Linked DNA regions of Homo sapiens: all the other regions are linked to region 3. The links are chromatin loops, found by intact Hi-C in ENCODE. Cell type or tissue: heart left ventricle. All regions are shown on one strand.

What was found. A loop is a pair of places that touch in the nucleus more often than their neighbours do. Peaks named below come from ENCODE experiments on the same cell type or tissue, not always from the same donor. Only the 100,000 strongest peaks of a DNase experiment are listed, where the experiment ranks them.
Region 1: it touches region 3 in a loop (2.1-fold over the local background); 41 of 110 quality-filtered maps call a loop at or near these places.
Region 2: it touches region 3 in a loop (9-fold over the local background); 5 of 110 quality-filtered maps call a loop at or near these places.

What each region holds. Positions count from the first base shown.
Region 1 is chr11:114,434,870-114,442,869 of GRCh38, forward strand. REXO2 (RNA exonuclease 2) reads left to right here and starts at 4,598. Exons shown (of 7, transcript NM_015523.4): 1 at 4,598-4,806; 2 at 5,787-5,870. The coding sequence starts at 4,660. In heart left ventricle, a CTCF peak has its summit at 4,560; a DNase peak (open chromatin) is centred at 4,572; H3K4me3 peaks cover 3,836 bases; H3K27ac peaks cover 1,614 bases.
Region 2 is chr11:116,272,704-116,280,703 of GRCh38, forward strand. No RefSeq gene overlaps it. Among named protein-coding and RNA genes, the nearest start is that of LINC02151, 220 kb to the right of the region's middle. RefSeq lists an enhancer at 2,912-3,862. In heart left ventricle, a CTCF peak has its summit at 4,060 (motif pointing left); a DNase peak (open chromatin) is centred at 4,058; H3K4me3 peaks cover 306 bases; H3K27me3 peaks cover 1,314 bases.
Region 3 is chr11:114,335,434-114,343,433 of GRCh38, forward strand. No RefSeq gene overlaps it. Among named protein-coding and RNA genes, the nearest start is that of NNMT, 43 kb to the left of the region's middle. In heart left ventricle, a CTCF peak has its summit at 4,971 (motif pointing right); a DNase peak (open chromatin) is centred at 5,408; H3K4me3 peaks cover 457 bases; H3K27ac peaks cover 1,330 bases.

The DNA of each region.
Region 1 (8,000 bases), 99 kb after region 3:
TCATTTCCATCTGAGATCTCCTAAGCCTGGCCTTCACTGTCCATATCACTATCGGCATTTTGGTCATAACAATTTAACCAGTCTCTAGGAAGTTCCAAACTTTCCCTCATCTTCCTGTCTTTTCTGAGCCCTCCATACTCTTCCAACCTCTGCCTGTTATCCAGTTCCAAAGCTGCTTCCACATTTTTAGGTTCCTTTATAGCAATGGTCCACTCTCGGTAGCAATTTTTTATATCAAGCCATTTGTGCACCGCTATAAAGAAATACCTGAGACTGGGTAATTTATAAAGAAAGGAGGTTTCATTGGCTCATGGTTCTGCAGGCTGTACAGGAAACATGATGGCATCTGCTTCTGGGGAGGCCTCAGGAAGCTTACAGTTATGGCAGAAGGCAAAGGGGGTAATGGCATGTCACATGGCCAGGGAAGGAGCAAGAAAGAGATAGCAAAGTGCCACACTTTTAAAAAGCCAGATCTTGCGAGAAGTCACTCACTGTTATGAGGACAGCACCAAGGCGATGGTGCTAAACTCTTAATGAGAAAATCCACACCCACGATCCAATCACCTCCCACCAGGCACCACCTCCAATACTGGGGATTACAATTCAACATGAGATTTGGGCAGGGACACAGGTCCAAACTATATCACCTGGATAATTCTTTTTTTTTAATTTTTAAGTTAATTTATTTATTTTAGAGATGAGATCTTGCTTTGTTGCTCAGGTTGGTCTCAAACTCCTGGTCTCAAGTGATCTTCCCACCTCAGCCTCCCAAAATTCTGGGATTACAGGTGTGAGCCACCATGCCTGGCTGAGAAGGACTTTTAAAGATACGATTTGGGATAACTCTAAAGAGGGACCAGGGAAGTGGGTGGTCACTTGTGGATTGATTATCACAGTGATCTTTGTTCAGAAGTTGGGAAGAACAAAACTGGTCTGGGAAAGTCACTGGTAAGAAGGGAGCAATAAAAAATAAAATTAGGGCTGGGAGCAGTGACTGATGCCTGTAATCCCAGAACTTTGGGAGGCTGAGATGGGTGGATTGCTTGAGCCCAGGAATTCGAGACAGCCAGAGCGACGTGGTAAAACCTCATCTCTACAAAAAATACAAAAATTAGCCCAGTGTGGTGGTCTGTGCCTATAGTCTCAGCTACTTGGGAGGCTGAGGTGGGAGCATCACTTGAGCGCCCCAGAAGATGGAGGTTGCAGTGAGCTGTGATCATGCCACTGAACTCCAGCCTGGGTGACAGAGTGAGACCCTGTCTCAAAAATAAAATAAAATATAAAAATAAAAATAAAAATTAAAAACCATGTAAATATTCACAATAGCCACAGGGTGGAAGCAACAAGAGTGTCCATTAATGGATTAATGTATACAAAATGTGATACATACATACAATGAAATATTATTCAGCTTGAAAAAGGAAGAACATTCTGACACATGCTACAACATGGATGAACTTTGAGGAGATGACAGTTTAAGTGAAATAAGCCAGATATGAAAAGACAAATACTGCATAAGTCTACTTGTAAGAGGTACGTAGAGTAGTCAAATTCTTAGAGACAAAAAGTAGAATCGTGGTTGCCAGGGGCTGGGAGTGGTGGTTGGGTGGAGACGGGGAGTTAATGTTTAATGGGATGGAGTTTCAGTTGGGAAGATGAAAAAGTTCTGGAGATAAATGGTGGTGATGGTTGCACAACAATGTGAATGTACTGAATGCCACCATGCTTTATACCAGTGGTCCCCAACATTTTTGGCACCAGGGACCGGTTTTATGAAAGATAATTACTCCATGGATGGGGGTGGGGGAGTAATGGTTTCAGGATGAAACTGTTCCACCTTAGATCATCAAGCATTAGTTAGATTCTCATAAGGAGCACGCAACCTAGATGCCTCGCATGCACAGTTCACAACACAGGGTTTGTGCTCCTATGAGAATCGAATGCCACTGCTGATCTTACTGGAGGCGGGGCTCAGGTGCTAATACTTGCTCCCCCGCCCCTTACCTCTGGCAGAACAGCCCCGTTCTTAACATGACACAGACTGGTACCAGTCTGCACCGATCTGCAGCCAAGGAGTTGGGGACCCCTACTTTATGTGGAAAATGGCTAAAATTGTAAATTTTTATATTATCTATATTTTATCACAATTTAAAAAATAAAAATTAAAAAATATGTAAAAAAGTAGTTATCTCTCAAAAGAGGGAAGGGTTTGTGTGTCCTTAGCCATGTCATGTTAGAAACATTATTCCAGTAGTAAAGTCGAAAAAAATGGTGTTCTTTAAAATTTTAAATACATAATACTTTAAGAAGATAATAAAAAGCCCAATTGATAAAGTTTTCTGTACTTCAGCTGGCTCTACTTTTTTTTTTTTTGAGACAGAGTCTTGCTCTGCTGTGCAGGCTGGAGTGCAGTGGCGTGATCCAGCTCACTGCAACCTCCGCCTCCTGGGTTCAAGCGATTCTCCTGCCTCAGCCTCCCGAGTAGCTGGGACTACAGGCATGCACCACCATGCCCAGTTTATTTTTGTATTTTTAGTAGAGACGGGGTTTCAGTATGTTGGCCAGGCTGATCTCGAACTCCTGACCTCGTGATGTGCCCGCCTCAGCCTCCCAAAGTTCTGGGATTATAGGTGTGAGTCACCGTGCCTGGCCTCAACTGACTCTACTTTCTATGAATTGAGTTTAAAGCTAAGAAAAAACTAAAGAAGAAATGCACACCATTTTTCATAAAGTAGGCCACAAATGAGTAAAAAGGTATAGTAAAACAATGCGACATCAGGCAATGCAGGTAAAATATATACGCATTGTGCACAGTAAGTCTTTATGTGTATAATCTGTGCATACCTTTTGATGGCCCTTCAAAGAGTTTCTCTAGGCCCTTGCAGGTGGTGGGTTGGGTACACAAAATCAGTAGAAGGTGAAATCCAGTACCCTACACTTTCCTTAAAGCTCCTATTAGGCAACAAAGTTTCTCTCTCATAAAACCAGGTAGGATGGACCACAAGCTCTGTAATGAGTAGCAATATGGCTTTCAGAAAAATACATAGAGGTTATAATTCAAAGCCGAGATTGATATTTGTGACAAAGCGGCACTCTGCCACAAATCTGTTACTGAATAGCCAAGATTTAAGAGACTCACAAAATTTGACACTCCAGGGCCTAAAGGTCCTGATGCTGGCCACCTGGACTCCTAGAAATGATAGACATTATAGCAGTCATTGCAGGAGATTAAAGACACCTGGATCAAAGCCCAAGAAGATGGCAGAGCAGGCAGAACTGTTTTAGTTCATTTTAAGTTAGTTTGCTGCATAGATTTGTTATAGGAGGACGAAATTTAACTTTGAGAACTTTTAAGAACAGAGTAGCAAGTTGTCATCATGCAGACACCTAATAGGTGAACTGAAATGCAGGCCGCATTTCATAAGAAATAAGGGATAATCCTTGGCCAAATTGTCAGAGGCATTTGAAGAGTAACCCTATCTTGAATAGGGGCTGGGTAAAATAACACCGAGACCTACTGGGCTGCATTCCTAGGAGGTTAGGTATTCTAAGTGCCAGGAAGGGATAGGAAGTCAGCATAAGATACGGGTCACAATAGACTTTGCTGACAAAACAGGGTGCTGTAAAGAAGCTGGCCAAATCCCACTAAAACCAAGATGACAAAGTGACCTCTAGTCATTTTCACTACTCATTATACAGTAATTACAATACATTAGCATGCTAAACGACACTCCTACCAGCGCCATGACAGTTCACAGATGCCATGGCAACCTTAGGAAGTTACCCTATATGATCTAAAAGCGGAGAACCCTCAGTTCCCGGTATTGTCCACCCCTTGTTTAGCATATAATCAAGAAATAAGTGTAAGTATACTCGGTCGCCCATGCCCCTGCTCTGCCTATGGAGTAGGCATTCTTTTATTTCTTTACTTTTAATAAACTTGCTTTCACTTTATGGACTCGCCCTGAATTCTTTCTTGCAGGAGGTCCAAGAACCCACTCTTTGGGTCTGGATCTGGACCGCTTTCCCATAAGAAAAAGAAGGAAGGTAACTAACTTTGACTGAACACCTGATACGTGCTAAATGATTTCTCAGACAAGATCTTATTTAAATATTTCTAAATGATTTGATGATAATGTTAATGGCCTTCTGGCCCCCAAAAGCACACTGCCTCTTGGTCCCAAATAAATGAGGAAAATATCCAGTTTGTGGAATAGAGGGGCAGGTAAGTAAAAAAAGAAAAAGAAATGCAAAGAAGGAAAGATATACATGAAAAAAATGTCATACAGAGATAATCAGCTCTTTTCCAACCAACCAAAGTAAGAGTTCTTTTTTAACTGCGCGGTTACAACTAACCAAAACTCAGGAAATAACTCCTGGAAGCAAACAAACTTAGCAGTGAAAAACAAGCGCGTCCAGTAACACCAGAAAAACACGTGGCGGGGGTGGGGCATCTGGTCGCAACCGCAGGTGAGACTCTAAGTCCCATCATTCCCTTCGGCAGCCAAGCCAGGCTGTTGAGGGCGAGCCGGCGCACCGTACGCTGGGACGTGTGGTTTCAGCTCGTGCGCCTCCCCGTGGGTTTGCGACGTTTAGCGACTATTGCGCCTGCGCCAGCGCCGGCTGCGAGACTGGGGCCGTGGCTGCTGGTCCCGGGTGATGCTAGGCGGCTCCCTGGGCTCCAGGCTGTTGCGGGGTGTAGGTGGGAGTCACGGACGGTTCGGGGCCCGAGGTGTCCGCGAAGGTGGCGCAGCCATGGCGGCAGGGGAGAGCATGGCTCAGCGGATGGTCTGGGTGGACCTGGAGGTGAGTGAGGTCGGCGGGGGGCTTGGGGAGGCGAGTGAGGTTTCGCTCGTGGAACCGAGGAGTCGAGCCCGTCCTGGGAGAGCGTTGGGGGTCTGGGTCTCAGGTGTGGCAGGTGAGCGCGGCCGGCCACGGGCGGTGCAGGGCAAGTCCGGAGGCAGGAGTCCTGCGGGTGTTGGGCGCCGTGCTGCGCTGTAGGGCTTCTTTCCACAAGGGAGGAGTCCTCCGTGTGGCTTCTTCTCCTCCCTACCCCTCCGCCCAGATGTGGACTTTTCCTAACGCTCTGGCGTCTCTGGGCTTGGGTCACTGGAGTGGGGGCGGGGGCAGCGGCTCTGTTCCCAGCTTCCCCCAACTAAATCCTTAAAGGACCCTAGGTTGTTAGGGCCAGACGGGACTCCGGAGATGACTCAGCCTTACCCCTCATTCCATAAGTGAGAACATTGAGGCCCACAGAAAGGATTCAACTCATTCAAGGTCGTGCTGTTAGTGAGAGTCTGAGTTGAGACCAGAACCCAGTTCCTATCCCTTCAGGCTTTCCATGCCCGAAACAAGGGCTCCTCCCACCGTTGAGCCTCAGTTTATATGAAGTGAGGATAATAACAGTAGTTTTTCCATTAGATTGTGAAGGTCCAGTGGTGTAATTAATGTGAAAACTTTGTAAACTCTGCAGAGACGTGGTGGTGGTAGTTATCCAACTCTTCCAAAACTGAGTGATGTCAGCACTCAGTTTTACTTACTTTGCATCTGTCCCGGAGTAGAATCTCAGTGCTTGACAAATAGCAGGCCCTTGGTAAATGTTTGTTGAATAAACGAGGACTCGTGTTTAGTACCTTCAGTAGTTGCCCGAGGAGCATTCTTTCTCTTCTGTTTCGGCTATGGATTACAAGCTGACTATGTTTGAGGGAATTCCTGTTAAATAAACTTGGGTAAAAGAGGCCAGAATGATGGCTTTGTGTGTGTTATATATTTATTTTTAATTGCAGATGACAGGATTGGACATTGAGAAGGACCAGATTATTGAGATGGCCTGTCTGATAACTGACTCTGATCTCAACATTTTGGCTGAAGTACGTGATGCCATGTAATACAGTCATACTTTTTAAAGGGCACTGGAAATATAACCATCATTTTTTCCAGCTTCTTTATTTAAAAAATAAGAAAGTTGAGGTCTATATGGGTTAAGGTAATGTGCTAGGTCATGGTAGGGGTGGTACTAGAACCAAAGTAATCCATCTCACAGCCTAGTGAAAATTAAAAATTAAACATTATTTTTTAATTAACCATGCCAGAAATTTACAGAAACATAAATTCTGTCGTTTACTGAGCGCTTACTGTATGCCAGCTACAGTTTCTGTGTGCTTTATATGTCTTTGTTCTTAGTTCTCACAGCAACTATAAGTTAGTTATTGTTATAATGCTCATTTGATGGATGAGGACACTTGAGCATAGAGATGTTGGGTAATTTGTCTGAGGTCCCAGTGGCTGTTTACTGGGGGAGCCAAGAGTTTAACTCAGGCTGTCTCAGTAAGGTGCTCCTAACAAGTAGGACAGCCAGCTGTCCTCCCATCAGATTTGGTGACTCGTGCCAATGTTTGCGTCTTTATATCATAACCTTGACTTTAACTTGACTCCATATTTACAATTCTGCCTTTTCAACTAGGACATGTGATTCTTCTAGATCAGTATTAAGATTTTAGAATTTCTGTTAGTGCACACCCGTAAAGTGTTCTGTTGTTGACAGATTGGGCATGATTAAGGTTTTTGCATGCTACTTCCAACTGAAACATTTAGCAAAACAAAACACACCTGCTGCATTTCAGCCACTCATGAAACATTTAATAAGGATGTGACACCATCTGGTAGGGGGTGAAATCCCTGACCCTGAATAATTCTGTTTTATACTGTCAGCAGTATTCAGAGCCAGAAACTCCAGAATAGGAACAAAGTAGGGATGTTTGTGGAAAAGAGAGTCTTGTTAAAATAAGTTCCTAGAGGGTAGCATTGATATGTTACTGGCACTGGATACATTTCGTAAATCTGCAGTTAACACTTTTGTTTGTTTTGCTGTGTAGGTAAAAGAGGTGAGGACGTATTTCTAGATTAATGACTGCGTTTGTGGAGTACCAGGCTTATCCTCCCCACATATCAACTGTAGGAGAATCATGAGACTTTGTACTTCTCATCATAACAACTTTTTTAACTTTGTATAAATAAAGCCCTGAGTTTTAGATTTGGTTGTTTTTTTCTGTTACTTGGGATTTATTGGAGATCAATAGTGAAGAGAAGTGTCTTTATTTTACCAGTCTAACTTACCCTTGGCCGAAGAAGAGTGTTTCCTTTAGACTGTTGATATAATGTGAAATACTGACAGTTTAATGGACCCGTAGGTTGATATGTACCCTGGAGGAAATTTGGGTATGTATTCACACAGCTGCAGATGAATGCAGCATTTGTAAATGGACTAAGTCAGATGAGGATAAAGATGTTAAAAAAAAAAAAAAAGCTTAGGGGCTATCAGTTCTGCAGTATGTTTTATTCTTTTATAAGAGTCTGAGAAAAATGTTTTATGCTGGTAGAAGAGCAGGCATCCTACTCTGAAAATTTTTCTGTAGGTGTGGTCCCTTGGCTTGCTAAATAGGGATCTAAAATAGTTTGTAGTAGTTTGATTTTTCCATCATTGTTAGTATTTTTTTTAATAGTATGAGTATTTTTTTTCATTTTCATAGGTTTGGGTTTTCTTTTTCCTTCGTGACTATCATAAAACATCTGTTATCCAAGCAAAATTTTTTGTTTCTTCGCAGAGATTACCAACACCAGTTTTCTTGTTTGGCTAAATCTCCTTTTTAGTAGTAGGATGTCAGGCGTATTTTAATTAAATTCTAGCCATTTCTTTCAGTGATTGTGAACTGTTTTTACCACCTTAGTAGTAATAATACCTTGGATTTATGGAATACTTTTCTATCAGAGAGTTCAAAGAGCTCATATCTATAATTTCTTTTATCCTGTTAACATTTCTATGAGGGAAGGGGTACAGTTTATTATTATCACTATCTTACAGAGGGAGAAGCTGAGGTGACTTGCTTTAATGCCGTAGCTACTGTTAACTGCCAGGACTTATCTGAGAGACTCATACTTGGATGTTCTATGAAATGGAGCTGAGAATTTGAGGGCTACTTTGTGTTTTGGATATCAACAAT
Region 2 (8,000 bases), 1.9 Mb after region 3:
GGTTTTGAAATAACAGAAGAATTTTCCAGTGCTGGGTGGTTAGAAAGCTAGAGCCAGAGCAGCAGGAGCATGCAGGGTGGGGACTCTGAGGGACCTCACCACACACTGCACTTTAAGCGGCATGAGGCAAGGTCCAGATATGCTTCCTGTGCCCCCTCTCCCCAGCTGTATCAACCCAGCCAGGAGCCTAACTCAGATGCCCCCATGAAACCCTGTTGAATGAAGCAAGTGATGCATCCTAAGAGTGATGCATATAAAGATGGCACTGCACCCCCCTAGGGCAGCCAGGGGCACCGATGTGAGCACTAAGGACAAAGCAGGCGGTGGGATAGACCCTGCAGGCAGCTGCATTGAGGGGTGGACAACGGTGCCAGCCAGGGGCACAGGGAGCAAAGGGAAGGAGGAAGGAGAGGAGCCCCAGGGATGGGTGACCCAGGAGAGAGTCCTCAGCATGCAGTGGACTGGAAGAGAATGGATGGAAGGGCAATGTGGGTTTAGGGGAGAGAGAGGAAGGGAGGGTAATGAAATGTTAGCTGGAAGAGGTAGTTAGGAAGGTCATGATTGGTGATTTGTTCCATTTGACCAACACTTACTGGACACCTGTTATACGCTGGGCACTGTGCCGGGCAGTGGAACCCTGGAATGAATCAAATCCCTGCCCAAGGTAGGAAGTAGAGAGGGCTCTCCAAGCCACAGGGAAGAGGAGTAACTGACCCTGACAGTGACAGAGCCGGGAGGGCAGTGCTTTGATGGAGGCATGAGCTGTGGATGCAGGATGCATGTGCTGCTGGGGAGACGAGGAAGGGCACTGAAGATGTCAAGATGGGGCTTGGAGGCAGGGGTCAGCATGGTGTCCAGACACCTTCGGGCCACAAGAGACAGCAGCCTCTCCCTGCCAGAAGCCAGCCCTCCTTCAGTCTTCATTGAAACTTCCAGAGATGTGTCAGCTTCCTAAGACCTTTAAGCATTCTAGAGCCCTGGCAGGGCAGAGCCTGTGGCCAACCCTCTACACGGGCTTTCTTTGCCCTTCTTGGTTGAATTTCTCCTGGATCAGTGGATGCTGTCAATGTGATGTCCCCTCTCCAACACATCTGTGTGCATGAACACACTCACACACACACACACACACAGAAAGCACCACTGCAGCAAGCCAGAGAGGCAGAGCCATTTCTACCAAGGTCACACAGGGAGGAGCCATGGAAACCCCTTAGAGCCGACATCCCCAAAATGGGTGGCGAGGAGGGGGACCAGCCCTCAGGGTCACTGCCTTTGCTCAGACCCCCTAGTCTCCATGCCCTCTCCAAAAGGCACCTTCCTTTCCCCTGCCTTTCCCCAAATCAATCCCGACATCTCCTTAAATCGAAGTCAGCCACAATGAAAGGGTGGTGCGGAATTTTGTTTACCAATCCTGGCTTCTAATTAAAATTAGCTGATGGTTCTTCTACTTGGTTTTTGTTCTGACTATTTTTAAGCCAGAGCTGCTAGATCAGTGCAGCCACTAGTAAGCTGTCAAATCAAATTTTCAAAAGCAAATTGCTTTTATAATTAATTATTATTACCGCTCCCAGTTTTGTGTTGCCTTAATGAACACAATCAGGTTTCACCCTCTGCTTCTCCCCCACACGCACTCAGCACCCCCTCACTTTCCCAGACCCACCTCCCACCTCTCCAATCCAAGTTGGGCAAATGGAAAAGGAAAGAAGAAAAGCAGACACGTTCTGAGCCCCCTCCCCAACCCCCCCGTAGCCACCTCCTTGCTCACACCCTCACCTTCAGAGTGAGTAATTAAAGTTCTGCTGCCTGTTACGGAATAAATGGTACATGTTTTAATTACCCCTGAGCCTACCCAGGCATCCCCACACCCCCGCCCAAGTCTGTGAGTCTATGTGGTTTTGAGGGGGACAGTTGAGAGAGAGAAAGAGAGAGAGAGAGAGAGAGAGAAAGTGCTTCTGTGATGGTGACAGCGGTCTGTCACCCAGGGCCTGGCATTCACTGGGGAACTGTCAGTTACTAAGGAAACTAGGAGGGAGAAAGGAAGGGAGAGAGGCGGTTAGATCCAATTTTGGGTGACAAGTGTGAGGCATAAAGATTTTGGCCTCCTCTGTGCATCCCAGCCTAAGTGAAATCTCTGGGGGTGGGCAGGGGGTGGGCCAGGGAACAGGCAACACCAGGAGGCCACGCCCTTCTTAGGAACCTAAGGCAGGTCAGAGGGAGAGAGACGCTAAGGCAAGATCAGCACAGGACCAGGACGGTGACCAGAGCAGGGGTGTGTGTGTGTGTGTGTGTTCGCATGCACACAGCTGTTCACACCCATGTTTGTGTGTGCCTGCCTCTACATTCATCCTTTCTGTCTTTTGGGTATTTTCTGTTATTTTCCTTTCGTTTTCCTCCTTCCTCAGTTTGTAATGTATTTAATTTCCATCCTTCCCCCACTCTGATTTTTTTGGTTATTCTATTCTGTGTCTTCTTCCTTTCTCTTTCTGTCTCTTTTCTCTCTCTCTCTCCCTCCCTCCCTCTCTCTGTCTCCCACACACACACTCTTCTTCTCTGTCTTCCTCTCTTCCTCTGCATCCGTCTACTATCTTTTTCTCTGTCTGTTCCCAGACCACTCCCCTCCCCAGCATGGCGCTCTCTGTTTTCCCTCTTCTCTGTCTCTCCCAGTCTCTGGTCCAGACCTGTCCTGGTGGATCTGCAAGGGTGAGAGACCCTGGGGACCATCTGAGCCTTTGTACCCTAACCTGACTCCGCATCCAGGCCTGGCTTGATCCTCCTGACCCAAGAACACACAGAAGCCTGGGAGGAAGGGTCTGAGTGAGTGCTGACATGGAGCCTCAAAGTTGAGTTCTCGAAATCGGATGCCATTGGAATGGGTGGGACAGAGCGCACTGCACAAAAAAGTCATCAGTATTTCTGGAACAAGAGCAGAGAGCAGATCTCTCAACCAAGACAGAGTGGGGAGGACAGGGGGCAGGCTGGGAACCAGTGCACCAAGGAGGGCACACAGGCAGGTGAGGGAGACAGGGAGAAGGGCCCAGGGCTGACTTCTGGGGCTTTTGACTTTCACAAAGGGCACGAAGACATCACAGAAAGAAGCATGTGAGTCACCAGTTCTGACTCAGGCCCTGGCTGGCTAGTGACAGGACAGGGCATTCCAGATGTCACTCAGGAACCCCAAGAGGACTCCAGGCCTGGGGAGAGCTCCTGCTGCCTGAGACAAAGAAGCGCCCAGCAGAGGCAGGGACCTCCCACTTTCTTCCCCAGGACCTGAGGCCTTCACACTTGCTCCCAGGGAGCCCCGCGGGACGTGGCCAGCCTCACTTTCACTTGCCACCATGTCTGTCTTTCACCCCTCACTCTCATCTCTTCTCCTTGGCACTCTATTGACCAGGGCCTGGGTCTTTTCCTGTTCTGCTCCTGGGGAAGACAGGGCCCTGGGCTCGACTGTGGCCTGAGCCCTGGCTCCTGGGGCCCCTCGGGGACAGCCCAGGGTGCTGGAGGGACAGTGCCGCAGCCGTGCTCGTCAGGGGTGCGAGAGGATGACGCTCAGGCTGCCCTGCCGCCAGTGGGCCTCCCAAGCGGCCCTGCCCACAGCAGGGATAGTCTAGGTGGTGGGTGTGGAGCCGACACCACAATCAAGCGTTCACCATGCCTAAAACCAGGGCCAGCTGGGTGGGAGTCACCTTTCTGTGCAGAACCAGGGTCCTTGGGATGCCTCCAAAGATATCATCAGGCCCCTCTCGGTGTCCCCAGCCCTCCACCCAGTCCAGCCAACCGCGCACACACCAAACCCCGAGGAGGCAACTCAGCCCTCCCTCCTCCAGGGGGCGCACTCTGGCCCACACCGACAGCGGCCTGGAGGCACTTCTAGGAAATCAAGGTGCCCTTGGAGACAGAATCCCAGCAGGAGCCCCACGCCGAGTGGGAGAGACCTCCGCCCTGCTTCTGAAGCCGCAGGCGCTGGCCTCAATAATCCCCCAGCCGCGGGCCGATTTGGCATCCTCCGACCCCTGCGGCCACTGCCAGGTAAGTGCTCCTGCCAATGCATCAGTGTAGAGCAAGCCTGCCACCTGGTGGTGAGGCCACCCAACTACAGGCTGGGGCTCTTGAGGGCCATGCTGTCCCGCGCCGAGGGCCCCACACCCGGGTGCCCGCTGGCTCCCGCAGAGCAGACCCTGAAGGCGCGGAGCCCTGCCCAGGGCCCTTCTAGGCACTGCTGAGTTTGTGAGGGCAGAAAAGCAGAAGGTAGGGGTGGGTCGAGTTCAAGGGCTGAGGCAGAAGACCCCCGGGGAGGGCCTGATCCGAGGGATTTGGGAAAGAAGAGATTCGGTCTCCCAAGGGGCTCACACGCCCCTTCCCTGGGCATCTATCAGGAAGCAGCAGCTTGGGGCCATGGAGAGGCCTAAAGCCTGCATTCCACTCCTGGCCCCACCACCGGCCACAGTGGGGCTGTGCACACCGCTCCTACCGCAGGAGTAGGGCGGACTGACAGGAAGATGAGTCCCTGCGCCCGGAGCTCACCAGAGCCCGGATAAGCCGAAGTCGGCAAATGGATGGGACAGGCAAGTGTACTGGGGCAGGAAGGGCCTTTGGGATCTTCTCATTTAACAGAGGCTGCATCATGAGTTCCGTGGGACCCTTAGCACCTTCGTCTTCATGGGCCTCTTCCTCCACGCACACAAATTCATATTTAAATCCTATTTTATGGCCAAGCAAGGTGGCTCACGCCTGCAATCCCAGCACCCCAGCACTTTGGGAGGCAGAGGTGGGAGGATGGCTTGAGCCTGGGAGGCAGAGATTGCAGTGAGCCGAGATCATGCCACTGCACTCCAGCCTGGAAAACAGAGCAGAACTCTTATCTCTCTCTCTCTCTCTCTCTCTCTCTCTCTCTCTCTCTCTATATATATATATATATATATATATATATATTTATATATTTATATAATTTATACATTTATATAAATATATGTATATAATGACTGCTTTGGTATCAAGATGAATGTATTAATATTATATATTAAAAATATTTTCCTCAACCAAAAAGCGTATTCTTTCTCTTCTGACTTTAAAAGAAATTAAAACATTTTTGCATGCCTGCTGTGCTCATGGATAAGTGGGCCCTGAATCCCACCTCCTCCTGTTGCAGATGAGGAAACTGAAGCCCAGAGACAGGAAGAGACTGTTCAATGTCACACAGGGGCTGTGGCAGGGCTGGGGCCAGAACAAGTCTTCAGGCTTCCAGGCTAGGGCTCTTTCCATTACCCATTTAACCTTTTTCAAGAGGTGGAAAAATCCCTGCCACCTGCTGCTCAGGCCCAGGAAGAGCCCCCTCATCTAGCCCACCCATGCCCTGGAAACTCTGGCTGGGATCTGCTATTCCGCCCTCCCTGGTGGCAGCCTTCCCTCCCCCAGCCCTGGCCCTGCAGCCAAGTCACCACCACCACCGAAGCTCTTTGGCCTGCTGTCTTGTTAATTCCTAATTTCCAATTTGCAAGAAGAGAGAGCCTTAAACCTCCATCTCACCAGCCCAGCAATCACACAGATGATCCAAGTATCTCTGGACAGCCTTTAATTTATTTCCCAGTGCACGCGGGCACTGCTGAGAGACTTGATGGCACCAGCTTAAACATAATAAATTACTCAAGTACCAGAGATTAGTTAATAAAGCTCCAGGCTCCCTCCCAGCCCCTGCTGACTTGGTCTGTGACACCAAAGATTCCTTTGAAGATACCCAACTGGAGGGGTGGGGGGTTCTGAAGTGGGGGTCCCCAGGTCTGAGTCAGCTAGCCAGCCCTCCTCAGGACCCTTGAAGCCAGGCAGAAGTTGTGCCGGGGCTGGAGAGGCAGGGACCCCAGAAATCCACAGGGTGGACTCCAGCATTTTCTACTCCACATCTCAACATATCAGTGGAAGTCATAATCTAATGGTAAATCTGATCCTGGCATGAGCACAGCTTGGAAGACGAGGAGTCAGATGTGTGCCCAAGAATGAAGAAAGATGCTGGTTACTTTTGGAGCCAAGCAAAGGGAACAGAGATGCTTTTTCATGGAGACACAAAGGATCAGGATAGTCTCTAAGCATCTGAAGGCTGATCCCTGCCCCTCAGTCCTATGACCTTCCAGGTGTGTCTTCACAGGGCGTCATGTTGTCCACATACCATCCCCTCACCCCAGTGCCTTTGGCCCTGGCCTGACAACAGTCGCGCCTCACCCAGTCGCGCCTCACCCACACCTGCACAGTCCCCACCCTCCCCCATCAGAACTGTCTATAAAACTCACATCTAACCATATTGCTTTTCTGACTACAAATTCCTGATGTTCTGCTGTTGCCTGCCTAATAAAATGTGGTGCCAGAACCTGGACTTCGTCGTCTTCCTCTAGCGGTAATGAAAATAGGGAATTGGAAAAGATATTTGAAGGAAAGGGTGTAGCTTGCCTCCTGGGGAGCCTCAAAAGAGAAGATTCTCATCTGCTTGGATGGCTCAGCAGATTCCTGAGTGAGATGAAGAAATGGACAAGACAAACTCAGAATTCAGTCCTAGTCTGTGATACTGGAAAAACAGCCTTGGCAGGGGTCAAAGAAAGGCATAGAGAAAGGATGTCTGGAAAATGGTAGGAGTTGAGCGGTTCCCTGAGCTCCCCCAGGAACCCCATCCTCCCTAAGAACCTCAGCCGCTGGCCTCACACCAGTGCCCCAAGTCTAATGGTCTCAAGGAAGATAAACCCAATAGCTTTTGTTCTGACACCAAAGCCAGAGCTCCTGGCGCCCAGGCCCCTGACCACTCCTAGCCCCCACATACGCTGCTGAAACCAAAGTCAGACTTGTGAGCAGGGAGCTGGACTTCTTCCCCAGGCCTGTGTGGCACTGCAGTGCTCCTGAGACTAAGGAAACTGTGATCCACAGTCACCTTTGTTCCCAGGCGCTAGTATTATTCATTGTTATCAGCAATAAAGACCTCTTCAGTATCTCTAATTCTTTCCTTCCATAATGCTCAAAGTACTGCCTACACATGCTCTTGTTTATGCAGAGGGCCTCCCGTCACACAATAGATGGTTGCTGAATATGGTGTAAATTGAATCACATTATAAACACACTAGGGGAATCCTAACATGAATCCTTTCATAAAGTGAATAATTATCCCCTAATTTATCATTAGTGTAAGCCCAGGTTTTTATATAACCGGTTTTGATGTGAGCAAAACCCGCCTATGTGTGTGCGCGCACACACACACACACACATTCCTGACGAGCGAAAGCTGCAGTGTTCCATATAGTGCCAGGCACAAATCAGCCTTAATAAAAGTTTCTGAGAGCAACACTGCTGAACCGAAGCACCAAGGATTCTATAAGAGTGTTGTTTCCATTTCAGAAAAAAGGAAACTGAAGCCCAGAAAGGAGCAATGGTTTTGCTAGTGTCCTTCATCCCCATAGAGAAGATCATTTCAAGAATTTTATAAGAACTTTAGGCACTCTTTGGTCACAGGAGATGGCAGGGAAGTGGGGGAAATGGAGGGATGATTGGCTGGGGCATGGGGGTTGACTTGGGAGAGTGTTGGATGTCACATCAGTTCCTTCAGGCTCAGGGGTGGGTCCAGAGTAAGTGTGTGTGAAGAGGGAGTAGGTGGGATGCTATCATTTAAGTCTACCCTGACTTCTGCCTGATGGGGAGGTTTCAAGGTGGGGGCTTCTCTGAGCCCCTGTAGATAGGGTGCTGGGGTCCAGCAGCAGGCATTCGCCTCTGCCTCAGGGGATGCAGCCTCCCCCAATCTCCTTCTCCAGGCCTTCCCAACACTGCACTGTTTGGGCACCATCCTTCTTACCTGTTCCCTCCAGACACATCTAGAAGCCTCTAGAAGTGGCTGGGAGCTGTCCCTATGTGAATAGCCCTCCCCAGACCTCACCCGAGACACCATAGCTTGGGCAGGTCAGAGATCCAGGATCCCAAGTACACTACATAATTTTCTGCTCTCTAATCCCAATTCTCTGGGTCCTGGAAAGATGCCC
Region 3 (8,000 bases):
TAGATATTAACCCAATTATATCAATAATCACTTTGAATATGAGTGGTCTTAAGCACAACAATTAAAAGACAGAGAATGTTAGAATGGATCAAGAAACAAGACTCAGTTACAGGTTGTCTATAAGAAACCTCCTTTAAATATAAAGACTCATATCAATTGAAAGTAAATGGATGGAGAAAGGTATACTATGCTAAAACTAATCAAAAGAAAGTGGAAGAAACTAGAACAATTTCAGACACAGAACACTTCACAGCAAGTAAAGTTATTAGGGATAAAGAGGAGCATTGCCGAATGATAAAGGGGTCAGTTCTCTAAGAAGACATAGCAATCCTTAATGTGTGTGCACCTAATAACACAGCATCAAAATACATGAAGCAAAAACTGATAGAACTGTGAGGAGAAATAGATGAGTCCACTAGTATAGTGGGAGAGTTCAACATCCCTCTATCAGAAATGGACAGATTCAGCAGGCAGAAAATCATTAAGAACATAATCAAATTCAAAAACATCATCTATAAACTGTAAATAATGGACAGCTATAAACTAGTTCATCCAGCAATAGCAGAATTCACTGTACATTCTTCTCAAGCTCACATGGAATATTCATCAAGATAGACCACATTCTAGACCACTTCATATACCTTAACAAATGTAAAAAAAAAGTAGAAATCGTAGTGTCTGCTCTCAGACCACAATGGAATTAAACTAGAAATTTATAATAGAAGGATAGCTGAAAAATCCCCCAATACTTGGAGATACAAATACAACATGTGTCTAAATAATACAAGGGTCAAAGCAGAAATCTCAGGAGAAATTAAAAAGTACTTTGAACTAAATGAAAATAACACAAGTTATCAAAAACTGTGCAGTGCAATAAAAGTAGTGCTAAGGGGGAAATTGATAGCATGGAGTGCATATATTAGAAAATAGGAAAGATTTAAAAGAAATCACCTAAGCTTTCATCTTCGGAAACTGGAAAAACAAGAGCGAACTAAATCTATACTGAACAGAAGAAGAGAAACAATAAAAATTAGAGCAGAAATCAATGAAATTGAAACAGAAAATTAACAGAGAAAAATCAATAAAACCAAAAGCTGGTTCTTTGAAAAGATCAATAAAATTAATAAGCCCATAGCCAGGCTAACTTAGAAAAAAGAGAGAGAGGAAGAACATAAATTAGTAATATCAGAGATGAAAGAGGGGACATCATTACAAAAGTCATGTACATTAAAAGGATAATAAAGGAATACTGTGAACAACTTTATGCTTACAAATTTGATAACCTAGCTAAAATAGACCAATTTCTTGAAAGACGCAATCTGCCAAAACTCACATAAGAAGTAATACACACTGAATAAGGGTATATCTATTCAACTGAAAATGAATCAATAATTAATAGCCTCCTAAAGCAGAAAGCATCAGGTCAAAATGGGTTCGCTGGTGAATTCTACCAAACGTTTAAGGAAAAAAGCACACCGATTTTCTACAACCTCTTTCAAAGATAGAAGCACAAGGAATACTTCCTAACTCATTCTATGAAGTCAACATCACCTTCATACCAAAACCAGGCAAACACATTGGAAGAAAATAAATCCGCAGTTCAATATATCTTGGCTGGGTGCAGTGGCTCACGCCTGTAATCCCAGCACTTTGGGAGGCCGAAGCGGGAGGATCACCTGAGGTCAGGAGTTCGAGACCAGCCTGGCCAATATGGCAAAACCCTGTCTCTACTAAAAATACAAAAATTAGCCGGGTGTGGTGGTGCATGCCTGTGATCCCAGCTACTACTCAGGAGGCTGAGACAGGAGAATCGCTTGAACCTGGGAGGCAGAGATTGCAGTGAGCCAAGATCACGTCACTGTACTCCAGAGAGACTCTGTCTCCAAAAAAAAAAAAAAAAAATCCACAGTTCAGTATCTCTCATGAACATAGATGCAAAAATTCTCAACAAAATGTTAACAAATTGAATCCATCAAAGTATAAAAAGAATTGTGTGCCACACCAAGGGGGATTTATCCCAGGAATGAAAGGCTGTTTCAACATTTGACAACTAATTAAGGCTATCCATCATATCAACAGGCTAAAGAACAAAATACAGATGATTACATCAATAGATGTAGAAAAAACCTTTGACAAAATCTAACACTTGCTCATGATAAAAGAAAAAGAAAAAGAAAAAAAAAACTCCTCAGTAAATGAGAAATAGAGGGGGAACTTCCTCAACTTGATAAAGAATATCTACAAAAAATATACAGATAACGTCATATTTAATGGTGAGAAATTAGAAGCTTTCTCATTAAGATCAGGAACAAGGCAAACACATACTCTCTCACCACAGCTTTTCAACATTATGCTAGAAATCCTAGCTAATGCAATGAGATAAGTAAAGAAAATGTATACTGACTGAGAAGGAAGAAATAAAACTATCTTGTTCACAAAAGACATGATTGTCTAAAAGAAAATCTGAAAGAATCAGGCCAGGTGTGGTAGCTCACGCCTGTAATCCCAGCACTTTGGGAGGCCGAGGCGGGTGGATCACAAGGTCAGGAGTTCAAGGCCAGCCTTACCAACATGGTGAAACCCCATCTCTACTAAAAATACAAAAATTAGCCAGGTGTGGTGGCGTGTGCCTGTAATCCCAGCTACTCAAGAGGCTGAGGCAGGAGAATTGCTTGAACCCAGGAGGCGGAGGTTGCAGTGAGCCGAGATCACACCACTGCACTCCAGCCTGGACGACAGAGCGAGACTCCATCTCAAAATAAAAAAAGAAAGAAAATCTGAAAAATCAAGAAAAAAAGCTCCTGGAACTAATAAACAATTATAACAAGGTTTCAGGATGCAAGGTTAATATACAAAAGTCAATCATTTTTCTGCATAGCAACAATGAACAAGTGGAATTTGATATTAAAAAGAAATTGTCATTTATATTAACAGTGCCTCAAAATAAAATACTTGGGTATAAATCTAACAAAACCTGTACATGGTCTATATAAGGAAGGCCATAAAACTGATGAAAGAAACCAATGAAAAACTAAATAAATAGAGAAATATTCCATGTTCATAGATAGAAAAACTCAGTATTAGTCAAGATATTAGTTCTTCACAACTTGATCTATAGATTCAATGCAATCAAAATCAAAATCCTAGTAAGATATTTTGTGGCTATCAATAATCTGATTCCAATGTTTATATGAAGAGTCAAAAGACAGTCAATAACCACCACAAGATTGAAAGAAAAGAACAAAATTGGAGGACTGACATCAAGACTTATGATATTACTATAACTACCCTAAAGCCACAGTGATAAAGACGGTGTGGTATTGGTGAAAAAACTGGCAGAGGATCAATAGGATAGAATAGAAAGCCCAGAAATAGACCTACATAAACACAATCAACTAATCTTTGAAAAGGGGGCAAAGGCAATACAATGGAGACAAGATAGGCTTTACAATAAGTGGTGCTGGAACAACTGAACATTCACATGCAGAGAAGTGAATCTCGACACAGACTTTCCACCCATCACAAAAATTAATTCAAAATACCCCACAGACCAAAATATCAAACTGTAAAACTAGAAGATAACATAGGAGAAAATCTAGATGCCCTTGGGTTTGTCAATGACTTTTTAGATATAATACCGAAACCACAATACATGAAAAAAAGAACTGATATGCTGGACTTCTTTAAAATTAAAGATTTCTGCTCTGCCAAAGACACTGTCAAGAAAATGAAAAGACAAGCTGCAGACTGAGAGAGAGAGAAGATATTTGTTAAAAACACACCTGACAAAGGACTGGTACCCAAAATATGCAAAGAACTCTTGAAACTCAACAATAAGAAGACAGAGAACCCAATTAAAAAATGGGCCAAAGAACTTAACAAATACCTCCCCAAAGAAGACATGTAATGGCAAATAAACACATAAAAAGATGCCCCACATCATATGTCATCAGAGAGATGCAAATTAAAACAACAATGAGATACCACTACACACCTATCAGAGTGGCCAAAATTCAGAACATTGAAAACACCAAATGCTGGTGAGGCTGTGAAGCGACAGGAACTCTCCTTTATTGCTGGTGGAAATGCAAAATGCTATAGACACTTTGGAAGACAGTAAGACAGTAAAAAGATCCATGCTTGCTAGGGGTTGGGAGGAAGAAGGAATGAACAGGTGGAGCACAGATGATTTTTAGGGCAGTAAAAATACTCTGTATGATTCTATAATGGTGGATACATGTCATTATACATTTGTTTAAACCCATAAAATGTACAATACCAAGCATAAACCCTAAGGTAAGCTTTGGACGCTGAGTGATAATGACTGATGGTGAGTGTCAATGTAGGTCCAGCAATGATAGCAAATGCACCACTCTGGTGGGGGATGTTGATAATGGCGGATGCCTTGCATATGGGGAGCAGAGGGTGTATGGGAAGTCTCAGAAACTTCCACTCAATTTTTCTGTGAACCTAAAACTGTCTAAAAAATAAAATCTACTTACAAAGTAATAACAATAATAACAGTAATTTATTTTGAACATGATATTATATATTTGACCCCTTACTTTTTTCTTTGGATATGTGTGTGTTGGGGGAATGACATCAAAGGCCTTTTAGTTTTTTTAAACTTGGTTTTTTCTTCCCTTCCATGAGGCTGACACAGGAAAATCTGACTTTGTACTCTGGCCATTATCAGAAAACTCTAGCATGGTTAGGGGAAACTGTGGCCTCTCTAAACTAATATGCTTATGTGTTACAGTGCATGTTAATTGGAAATCTGCAACTACCAAAAATGTCACTCAAACTGGCTTGAACGTTAAAGAAAATTTATTGATTTACAAACCTGAAAAGCCTAAAGATATCAGGCTTCAGTCAAGACTTGATTCAGCAACTCAAGGGCAGCAAAGACCCCGGAGGCTTTTCATTTCTCCTCTCTGCGTTACACAACATGTATTTTCTCCAAGTGGCCACAAGATGGCTGCAAGTAGCTTTCAGCGCTGCGATGTCCTTGCTCATATCCAAAGAGACGAGAATGTCCCTCAAGTAGCTTCTAAGGAAGAATGAAGTCGTTTTCTCCAGGATCCTCAAGGAAATGTGCCTTTGTCTTTGAGTAACACTAATTAGGTTCTATGTCCATCCCTGGCCACTCGTGGGGTGGGGTGGCCGTGTCGATAGCCTTAAGTCAGTCAAGCCCCATTCTTGGAACTGGGTGTGAAGTCAGCTTCCCTTCCAGCACAGGGGTTGTGTGAGGGAGGGGTGAACGCCCAGATGGAAATCAGGGTGCTGAGTCAGGAACTGGATGGCATTCGCTCCAGAGCCGCACATTTCCTCAGGAGAGAAGGCTCTTTCCTTTCCTTTCTCTGGTCTTGGAGCGGAAACGGCTTGGCGGCTCAGTTAGCACAGGATGAGACTCCAGGAAAGGACGCAGGGAGTGGGCTCATCTCCAGTCTAACCCCTAGTCTAGCTCACACGTGCCCCCACCCCTACCCCTCACAGTTCACCTGGATAGCAGACCAGGCTTGAGAGCAAGAGCCTATCTAGAAACAGGTGGAGTGCTCTGCTAGAACTCCTTGTCTATGGCTATTTTAGGAACCCCACCGAGTGGCAGCTGCAGGCAGCAGTTGAGCAGGTGGTGGCACAGGAACTGGGGGTTTAGCATGGTGGTCATCTTCTCACCACCAGCACCACTAACTAAGAAAGAGGCACCTGCAGACCGATATGTATACTCACCAGCTTTGTGATGATAACTACATCATTTAATGTTTCTGTTCTTTCTTTTCTTCATCTATAAAGTGGGGATCATGTGATAATAATAACCTCCTTGCCTATTTTGTGTTGAAAAAAGAGGAAATGTTTCTGTTCCCTGTCTCATCTTTTAATCTTGACCTATACAATTGGGAACTTCTACCCCGAGACTTCTGGCTTCCCTTTCTTCTCCCTTGCTAGTTCCTCCCAAAGGAAGAAGGATTTACAGATTGTGTTGGTCAGCCACTTATCACTGATAGAGCCACCCTTGATAGCAGGGTTACATCACAGGAAGCACTGAAGGCCAGCACTAATGCTTGGCATAGCCCCCTGCATCATCTTCCTTTCCCATTGCTGTAGGTAAGCAGACACATACATTTTTGAAATTGGTAAACTCAGCCAAAGATCCTTTCAAGATCTGCTCAGCTCTCTGGCCCCGAGAGTGCCCCTTCCAAATTTAGAAGGATTGGAGAGAGGAGCCTTCACTTTGACATGGGCTCACCACCTCCAGTTCAGCTTTTACCAGGCCTTTGCATTAGAATCTTGGGTTCTTCAACCCAAATATCCATCAATAATAGGCTGGATTAAGAAAATGTGGCACATACATATACACCATGGAATACTATGCAGCCATAAAAAATGATGAGTTCATGTCCTTTGTAGGGACTTGGATGAAGCTGGAAACCATCATTCTCAGCATTGATGACGGGGGGGAGGGATAGCATTAGGAGATATACCTAATGCTAAATGACGAGTTAATGGGTGCAGCATACCAACATGGCACATGTATACATATGTAACAAATCTGCATGTTGTGCACACGTACCCTAAAACTTAAAGTATAATAATAATAAAATTTAAAAAAAGAAAATGTGGCACATATACACCATGGAATACTATGCAGCCATAAAAAAGGATGAGTTCATGTCCTTTGTAGGGACATGGATGAAGCTGGAAACCATCATTCTGAGCAAACTATCACAAGGACAGAAAACCGAACACCGCATGTTCTCACTCATAGGTGGGAATTGAACAATGAGAACACTTGGATACAGGGTGGGGAACATCACACACTGGTGTCTGACATGGGGTGGGGGGAAGGGGGGAGGGATAGCATTAGGAGAAATACCTGATGTAAATGATGAGTTAATGGGCGAAGCACACCAACATGGCACATGTATACATATGTAACAAACCTGCACGTTGTGCACAGGTACCCTAGAACTTAAAGTATAATAATAATAATAATAAAAGAAAGTCATAACAAGAATTAAAAAAACTTGGGTTCTTGTCCTGCCATCTTTTAATAAAGTGAGAAATCCTTCTCAGCTGGCTACTGATCTTTGTATATGGGCTTCTTTGGCAGGAAACTGGGGGAGGACTTAGGAGTGGGGTGGGGAGAAGGTGGAAATACATGCCAAGGCCTATCTCACTCCCCTATACCCTGCTGGGTTGTGGAGGTGAAATTAAGTTGCATAGTTGAAAGTATTTTAGAAGTGAAACTGAGCACAGATGTCAGGCAGCACTAGCCTCAAGGTGGATGGCGTAAGGAGTGATGCCCTCTCCTAGGAAATGGCTGGTGCAGATGTCAGTTCTATAAGGAATATTCCCACTTCAGTTACTGGAACTTTGATTATTAGCCGGGAGATTTTTCTCCTCCCAGATGTGGCTTGAATAAAAGTGTGTCCTCACATAAGACATTGAGTGGGCACCACTCAGAAGCTGACTGATGTTATTGAGTAAAAGGGAGGGTGCCCAGTGCACTAGAAGCCAATACTGTGACACCAGGTTTTGGAGAAAAGAAAAGATTTATGTTGAAAGTGGACTCTCAAGGAGACAGGAGTCAAGTTCAAATCTGTTTCCCTGCACTGGCTTCCAAGCAGTATTTTTATTAGAAAAGGTTCAGGGGTTAGATTCTGAGACTATATAGGTAACTGGTGAAAGGAAACAGGAGGTCTGGGAAGGCCCTGCGCATGTCCAGTTGTTTCTTCCTGCTATCTCATGGGTCACATGTGTGAATTTGGGGGGAGTTAGTATGAAACATGTGGAAATTCGGGCTGGGACGCCAGCAAGCTTGTTCTGTGCAAACTCCAGTCAGCCATCTTAGTTTCCACCGATTCTAGCCAGGTTTTTCTTGATGTCAGCGTCAGAGTCTCAGCAAGTTGTTTCTTTTCTTACCTGCTGTCCTGCAAACAAGAATTTTTGTTAGTCGTTGGTTTCTTTAACTCTTTGGGACACAATTCCAATGTGCCCTA